2 separate regions of the Homo sapiens genome follow, and region 2 is linked to region 1. Evidence: chromatin loops called from intact Hi-C (ENCODE). Cell type or tissue: natural killer cell. All regions are shown on one strand. Region 1 overlaps CCL18 (C-C motif chemokine ligand 18). Region 2 overlaps LOC128966684.

The links. A loop is a pair of places that touch in the nucleus more often than their neighbours do. Peaks named below come from ENCODE experiments on the same cell type or tissue, not always from the same donor. Only the 100,000 strongest peaks of a DNase experiment are listed, where the experiment ranks them.
Region 2: it touches region 1 in a loop (3-fold over the local background); 1 of 110 quality-filtered maps calls a loop at or near these places.

Annotation. Positions count from the first base shown.
Region 1 is chr17:36,064,605-36,068,604 of GRCh38, reverse strand. The region is part of intron 1 of CCL18 (C-C motif chemokine ligand 18); the gene reads right to left. Among named protein-coding and RNA genes, the nearest start is that of CCL18, 2.3 kb to the right of the region's middle. In natural killer cell, no CTCF peak of the experiment used is centred here; a DNase peak (open chromatin) is centred at 1,844; H3K27ac peaks cover 3,881 bases.
Region 2 is chr17:36,187,203-36,191,202 of GRCh38, reverse strand. It overlaps LOC128966684, which reads right to left. Exons shown (of 4, transcript XM_054328434.1): 3 at 3,176-3,389; 4 at 1,695-2,780. The coding sequence ends at 3,303. Among named protein-coding and RNA genes, the nearest start is that of CCL3L3, 7.6 kb to the left of the region's middle. In natural killer cell, no CTCF peak of the experiment used is centred here; DNase peaks (open chromatin) are centred at 2,092, 2,662 and 2,932; H3K27ac peaks cover 915 bases.

The DNA of each region.
Region 1 (4,000 bases):
CAAATAGCTTTTTATATGATTTGTTATGTGAACTATAGATTACACCAAAAAGCAGTAAAGCTAATTTTGAAAACACATAAAATACAGAAAAGAATAAAAACTCATTTAGAATCTCAAAGCTGGGTAGGCAGCAGGCAAACGGAGGCAGGAATGTGAGAGTTTTTTTCTACATTCCCTATTGTGGCATATGTGCATTCTGATGCAAAACCTGAAAAAAAAATTTCATTGAAGGTAGGAAAAATTCTAGTACCCAAACCTAGCCACTTTTTTTTTTTAAAAAACAGTTTGGTATATTTCTTTCCAGTGCAGTTTTTTTCTAGGCTTATGATAGTACTGTTTGCTCATTTGCTTTTTTCCTTCTTCTTACTGTGTCTGGTGGGGGAAGACATTACTGTTGTCATGATACAGGTTTTAATTTTGTATTTTTTTATTTATACAGCCATGCATCACTTAATGACAAAAATACATCTGAGGAACTTGTCATTAGTCTGTTTTGTTATTGTGGGAATATCATAGACTTACACAAACCTAGATGGTGTAGTCTACCGTACACCTTCACTGTATGGTACAGCCTGTAGCTCCTAGGCTACAAAGTTGTACAGCATGCCACTGTACTGAATACTGTAGGCAACTGCAATGCAATGTTAAGTATTTGCATATCTAAACATATCTAAACATAGAAAAGGTATAGTACAAATACAGAATTATAATCTTATGGGACCACCACTGTATAATATATGCAGTTTGTCATTGACCAAAGCATTGTTATGCAGCATATGACTGTGCTTAATATTAAAAGACTTTTCCAAATCATTCCAGTATTTTTAAGAACTGCCTAATTTACTTAAGCCTAGTGCATTAATATTGTCATGCACTACTGTAACATATGTGGGTTGGTTTCAATTTTTCCTTTTTTTTTAGATGGAGTCTCACTCTGTTGCCCAGGATGGAGTACAGTGGTGTGATCCCAGGTCAATGCAACCCCCACTTCCCAGGTTCAAGCGATTCTCCTACCTCAGCCTCCTGAGTAGCTGGAACTACAGGCGTGCACCACTATGCCCAGCTAATTTTTGTATTTTTAGTGAAGATGAGGTTTCACCATGTTGGCCAGGCTGGTCTCGAACTCCTGACCTCAGGTGATCTGCTTGCCTCGGCCTCCCAAAGTGCTAGGATTACAGGTGTAAGCCACTGCACCTGGCCAATTTTTCATTGTTATAAGTTGTGCCAAACATCTGTATGCAAAAAACTTTCTCCATAAGTGAGGTTATTTCTGTAGGATATTTTCCTAGCTGTGGGCTTCCTGGGTGAAAAAATAAGGGCATCTAAGGCTCCTGATCTATATAGACACCCCATATGTCATGCATATTCATGTCTATTACCCAGAGTCAAACCCAATGATGGCATATTGTAGGGAGCTATGAATGTTCAATGAATCAAACAGCAGTTAAAAGCCTGGCCCCATCATTCTTGTCATTCCCATAGTCCAGACTTTCCCTATTCCATTCTGTCCATTTGGGTCTGGATCAAACACAACTCGAACTACTTAAGATTCTGGGGTATCATCTTACATGTCACTTCTGTGCAATGGAAACACAACACTAGAAATATCTGTTCCATAGGAGGAAATGACCATGGTGCCATTCACAAATAGATCTGTTCTTGATAGAAGGTACCAGCTAAGCTTGGCTTCTTGGTAACACCAATTCTTGACGTCCTCCTCATGAGTTAAGCATTTCTTAGAAGCACTCCGATTAACACGATGTAATGGTCCTTTTCACCCAGGGTGTGGTTTAAATGTGACTTGTGCTGCCCAGAACGCTGTGGCATGACCATTTACATCACACCATGTGGTCAGAGGAGCTGCAGCACAGCATTAGAGAGCTGCTCTGTGGTGGAAGTGTTAATCTGAAGATCTCTCCTTGTACGTATGACTTCAACACTAACATCTCACCCTCTCTCACTGTCAAAAACATTTCTGCACATTCAGCCCCAACAAGTGAGCAGTTGAGTTGCTCTTGTACATCCTGAACCCCTGGGGGACCCAAGGTACCCCAACATGTACAACTCAGAGCAAGACACCATGCACTTAACATCTTCCCCTCTGGTCATCCCCAGTCTCCAGCTCCTCATGGTTTAGAGTTGCCTGTAAAGGGTTGAGGACATGGCTTGGACCCCAGAACGATGTAGGTGGCAGTGAGTGCCCAGTCCTGTTTTGGCATTGCCTACACTCCTCTGCCTGCCCAACACTGAACAGGTCTTCTTTGGTGCCCTCCATCTCCTCTCCATGGCCCTCAGCTCACAAGTCTCATCTGTCCCGTGAGACTCTCTTGACCCTTGTCCTTTCTTCATTTTAGAGTTGTTTCCCTATGCTCTGGACAGACATTTAAGCCATATCACTTAATTCTTGTGGATTAAGATTCTCTAAGTAAAATCAAAGAACTTCACAAAAGGTTTCAAAATGTTCTGGGCTATTTTCTGAGGACTTAGATATCTAACCTAGATCTGAAAGGCAGGAGAGGGCTAGGACCCATTGTTAGTTGGGAAAACTGGGGCCTAACTCAGTCATTCACAAGATGCAAACTCTGGGTCTAGTTGGTTCCTAGGGTGAGGAAGTGGCAGAGTTCCTTCAGTTCTCCTGAGAAGCTCTACTCCTACAGCGATTTAGAGACGATGGTCTCTTGCTGGGAAAAGTCTCTGTAGACTGAATGAAGTTCCTACCCAAAAGAGATGGAACAAAGGCCAGCCATTCCAAGAGCTATACTCCCTGAAGAGGGAGCAAGGGAGTGAGAGTAAGACAGAGGCAGAGATTTAAAAGAAACACTCAAAGTCAAGGATGAATGCCTGACTTCCTTAGTTCCTTTTGTGCCCTACTTCACAGTCCTGAGCAGTGAGGTCTTCATCAACTTCTTGCTGGTCCCTTTTCAAGAGTGGAAGAAATTTACTTGGTTTTTCTCAGGTTCTGGATGCTGGTTCCCTCACGGTTAAGGCACCCCATTGTCTCCTGCCTCTCTTATGTTTCTCCATATCCACTGCAAATTTGCTGACTCCAGCAGCTGGTGCTCTTACCCTGGCGTAATGTCAGCATCAGTCCTTCTGTCTGCAAATAGGGCATATGGAGGAGACAACCCATGGGACAAGGGACAAGGAGCACGTAAGCACAAGTAGGAGGTGGGAGCTACTATGGACTTTCATATCCAGTGTGAAGGTAAAATGAAGGTAAAATGAAGACATTTCCAAGCAAGCAAAAAATGGAGACTTCACTATCAGAAGACCCACAGTAATGAAAATACTAAGAGGATTCCTTTAGGCAGAAGAAAAGTGATTGCAGATGGAGCTCAGAGATGCAGAAGAATTTAAGAGGACAGGAAGAGCAAATATGTGATGAAAACTAAATGAATATTGACTGTATAAAGTAATTAAAATATATCATAGGATTTTAATTTTAAGACCGCTCACCACTGGTTTTATAATAGGCAACCGAAAATTTGCAGTGCATCTACTGGGAGGTGTAGGAGAAGCAGCAGATGCATGGGGTGTGAATCTTATCTGAGGGAACAAAGACAACAGGAGTTGCTCAGGAGAAGAAGCCCAGGCGGGTCACAAAGGAGCAAAGGGAGACAGCATAGCTCAGAGTTGAGGCCTGCAGGAAAAGAAAGCTGGAAATAATCTGGCTTTTTGTTTGTTTCTCCTTAATTTCCCTAGTCTTGTCTCTCCATTTTAGTCTTTATTTTACGCTACAGGGAATCAAGCTCCCTGAATAGTCTATGCCCTTCTCCTAACTCTCCTTGGGGAATTTTTTTTCTAATAGATTAAATCACAAGATAGCTGAGAAAAGTATAGACATCTTTTATGTTACCCAAGGGGTTGAACTCTAGGAGACTGCTGAGGTCATTGTAAAACTTACCAGCACCAGTGAGAACTAAATAGACCTAGATTCTACCTCACGCTAATAACCCAATGAATTAGACTTCAACCATCTCATTTATCTCAGTAGGATAAA
Region 2 (4,000 bases), 120 kb before region 1:
AAGGTAGTGCCCAGACAGGACAGCATGGTGAATATCACCTGGGAACATGGGAGAAATGAACATTCTAAGCCCCACTTCCTTTCTTAATGGACTAGGGCCCAGCAACCTGTGTTTTCACAAGGCTCCAGGTAATTCTGATGCATGTAAGGTTTAAAACTCCTTCCATTTCACAAGGTCCTCCCCAAATTACCACTTTCTCATTTCAGCCAGTTCCACACTTCAGTCAGGGCCTGTGACTTTTAACAAACCCTGTGTCTCTGCACAGATGCAGATCTCGTATCTCTCAGGATGCTGGCAGTTTCCAGGCAGAAAGCAAACAAGCAAACCAAACTCAAAGAGGCTTTGAGTAAATGCACGTTGTGGCTCCAAGACTATAGGGCATCGAGGTGGCCCTAGCTCCAGGCAAGGCTGGACGCAGCAGCCCTATGGTATCTCATGAGTCCTCTTTGCTTCTCTTTCTGATCTCCCTTTCCTGTGAGAGGCCCTGGGTGGCTGCCAGTACCTGCCAGTGTTACATGAATCCTTTGTTCATTTTCTGCAAGGAAGAGTGAGTCTGTGATCCCACTGGAAAAAAACATCACTAGGCCCTTTCGGATGTGACTGACTTAGGAACCGAATTTCCTAACCTGTCGCTGTGGTTATGGGGATGGGTTTCATTGATTTGCTTAAGTTAATCAAGGCACATAACTTGAATCTTTGGGTTTACTGAATTTTACATAAACTTAAAGCCTGAGAATGGTGCAGAAGGGAGATTTTCCTGAGGAAATGTGAGTTTCGGGCATCAGGAAACATGCAGAATAGATGCTGGTTAGGAAAAACAAGTTTTCACTATAATGTGTTTGTCTTTTTCCTGTTATTTTTGTCTTCGTGATATAAAAGGCACTAATACTTTGTGTGTGGTAAACATTTCTTCTCCTATGCTCTCTAGATTAGAAACTATTAGTCGTCCACTTTCCTGAATGACTTTATTTTTAATAAGATGCTGACTCGTGTATTTCCTGTTGCACAGTGAATGACTATTGCCCAAACCTAGGGCAAAAGAGACATAAACTCTTCATGATGTCAAGGTAACCACTAGAAAATGGGGCTACATACCCACGCCAGAACATACTGAGAAAGGTAGAACTGGACCTGCCATAGGCACTGCCCACCTTCCTTCATAGAAGCCAAAGATCGGGCACTGAGGATGCAGGAGGAGATGAGACAATTCTTAGAACAATGAGTCCTCAATAGAAATTGTCCATATTAAGGAACAGAAGGGAGTCCTTTCATAGTGGATGGACAAAGGGGTAGACAAGGAGACTGCAAGCGAAGGAGACACTTCATACTTGCCGTTTTTATTCCTCTTCTTTCCTGGGAACTGCACCCACAAAAATACATTATGTGGGATTGACCACATCCCAAATGCTAGGTGGCTCCTGATTAAAATAAGCTGATTTGCATCTTGAGTTTTTTAAACTTACCATAACATAAGCATTTCTCATGTCACTGCATTGTTTGTAAAGGCTGCCTAATAGCCAATTAAGGGAAGAGCCCATAATTTTCTCAGCAATTTCCATATCATAGGCATTTAAATTGGGTCCAATTTTAAGTTGCTATAAATATGCTGGGGACCAAATACACTTATGCATTGTTCATTTTTTCCATATTTGAATTTATTTCTATGGAGAATAGATTCCTAGACATGGACCCTCTTGGCCAAAGGCTAAGAACATTTATTTCAAGGTTCCTTATGCATATTAGCACCCACATTAAACACATCTTTAGGTCCTTGGCTTAGCGCATATCTCTCTTGAATGAACAGATGTCTGAAAGCCTGGCTGTACTCTCATCGCTCAGTAGCTCAGGCTTTGCTAATACAGCTCTGTCCATCTGTGTGTGATTGAAGTTGGGCTGTGCTGCTCAGGACTCCTGGCATCATTGCATAAGTCAAGTCTACGCCGTTAGAACAGCTGTGGGATAACATAGAAGTTTCTGCTCTGCCAGGGAAAATATGACTACAGAGCTTTAGTGAGAAGGAACTAGCTAAGTGTGGTCCGGGGTGACAACAATATCTCACGTCCTCTCACTGTGGAAACCACTTCCCCATAAACAGCCCCAAGACAAGTGAGCACTTGAACTGTTCCTGCAAATACCCTGAGCCCTGTGGTTACCCAAGACCCCCGTGCATGTGCAAGTCAACAAGATACCACGGTGCTTAAAAAACATCCTGTCTCATCAGCCCCGGTTTCCATCTTCCCATGACTCAGGGCTTACCTCTTTAGAGAAGGGGACACAGCTTGGACCCCAGAAGGGGGCTGGTGACTGAGTGCGCAAGAGCTCACTTTCTTGGGCCCCCACGTCCTCCTCATTCACGATGCCCCCCTGTTCCTGGGCCTCCTCTCACGAGTCAGTCTTTGTCCTGCCTTTTGCTGTTGTTCCCTGCACTCTCTGGCTGGGGTCAAACCACATCACCAAAGTCCAAGGACAAAGGTACCCAAGTGAAACAGAGAACTTCCTAAGGGATTTTCAAAATGCCCTGGGCTATCTGTTCGGGAAGATTTTCTTCCCCAAAGAGTTTTCAGTTTTTATTCTATAAATCTTAAAGGCAGGATACGGTCTTGTCCTACTTAGGGAAGGAGAACACTGAGTAGGTTTCAACAAGCGGCAGAACCCAGCTACAATCCCGGTGGCCAGCTGAGTCATAAAATTGCCACAGGTCTGCCTCACAGGTGATTTGCAGAGATGGCCTCTTGCTGGAAAAATCTCTTCTTAGACCATATTATGTTCCACCAGTAAAGCTGGAATAAGAGGCAGAATATTTAATTAGCTGCAATTCCTACAGAGGGAGACGGAGGCCAAACCTAAGGCTCAAACAGAAATGGAAGGGAAAAGTGGGGAAACAAGAAATCCCCAACTTCCTGCTGGTTCTTCTCACCCCCACATCCCCAACTTCCTGCCAGTTCTTCTCATCCCCAAATCATCCCCTGAACAGTGCTGTCTCCATCTGCTTCCTTCTGATTTTATCACTGGGTAGAAGGAGTTGGCTCATTTGTCCCCAGTGAAAAATGACTCAGGGTCACGCTGCTCCTTCCCTCAGAATGCCCAGGTCCCCAAGCACCCAGGCATCTGCTGCTTTTCCTAGGATCCCCAGAAGCCCCCTAGCAAAATGGTAGATGGCAATTATGAGACTCACTGCTGGTGCCAGGTGAGGGCTGGTGCTCCTGCCCATCTCTAGAGAGAAGCAGGACTTGGAGGGTGGCAGCCTGCAAGGGCACCAGTCGGTTTGAGGGCCATCCTGGGGACCCCAGGCCTTTGAGGTCCTATCTGGTGGTGGGACACAGGGAAGGGCCATAGAGGTGTTTTCTGGCCTGACCTGGGGTCTGCAAGGAACCACGGAAGAGCTGCCCCTGACAGAGGGAAGACAGGAGGAAGTGTTAGCCGGAAGAGGCTGCCTGAAGAGACCCCCTGAGCCACTGATGAAAGGTCTAGGGAGCTGAGGTTGGACAAAGAGTCCTGAGCAAGTGGACAGGCCCTACACTTGCCAAGACAGAGAGAAGAAGGTAGCACGGAACCAGGAATTCTCTTGCTGATTCCTCAATTTTTATAACTGTCTCTTTTAACAGCTTCCAGAATGAAAGTGGCTGAGGCTGGCAGGTCTGTGCCAACCCCATCGAGTTCTGGTGCCAAGTGCATCACTGACCTCAGAGTCGAATCCCTGAGTGACCTGGAAGCAACAAGACACTGTTACATTTGTGGCAAATTAGGAGGCAGGGACCCAGGCCCTAGGGACGTCCCTTCAATTCCTGAACCTACCCCTACCCAAGCAACCACACTCTGGGGCTCTTCTTAACATGCATTTCAACTTATCTATTTAATTTTTGTAATGTATTTCTATGCGTTCTTGACTGCTTGTCGGAAGGGACCTCACAACACCCTCTACGCCCCTTCCTCAGCCCCTCCAGTCACACAGCGGCTGACACATATTCAGGCACATGGCTATTCTTTGCGGCTCTCGTAC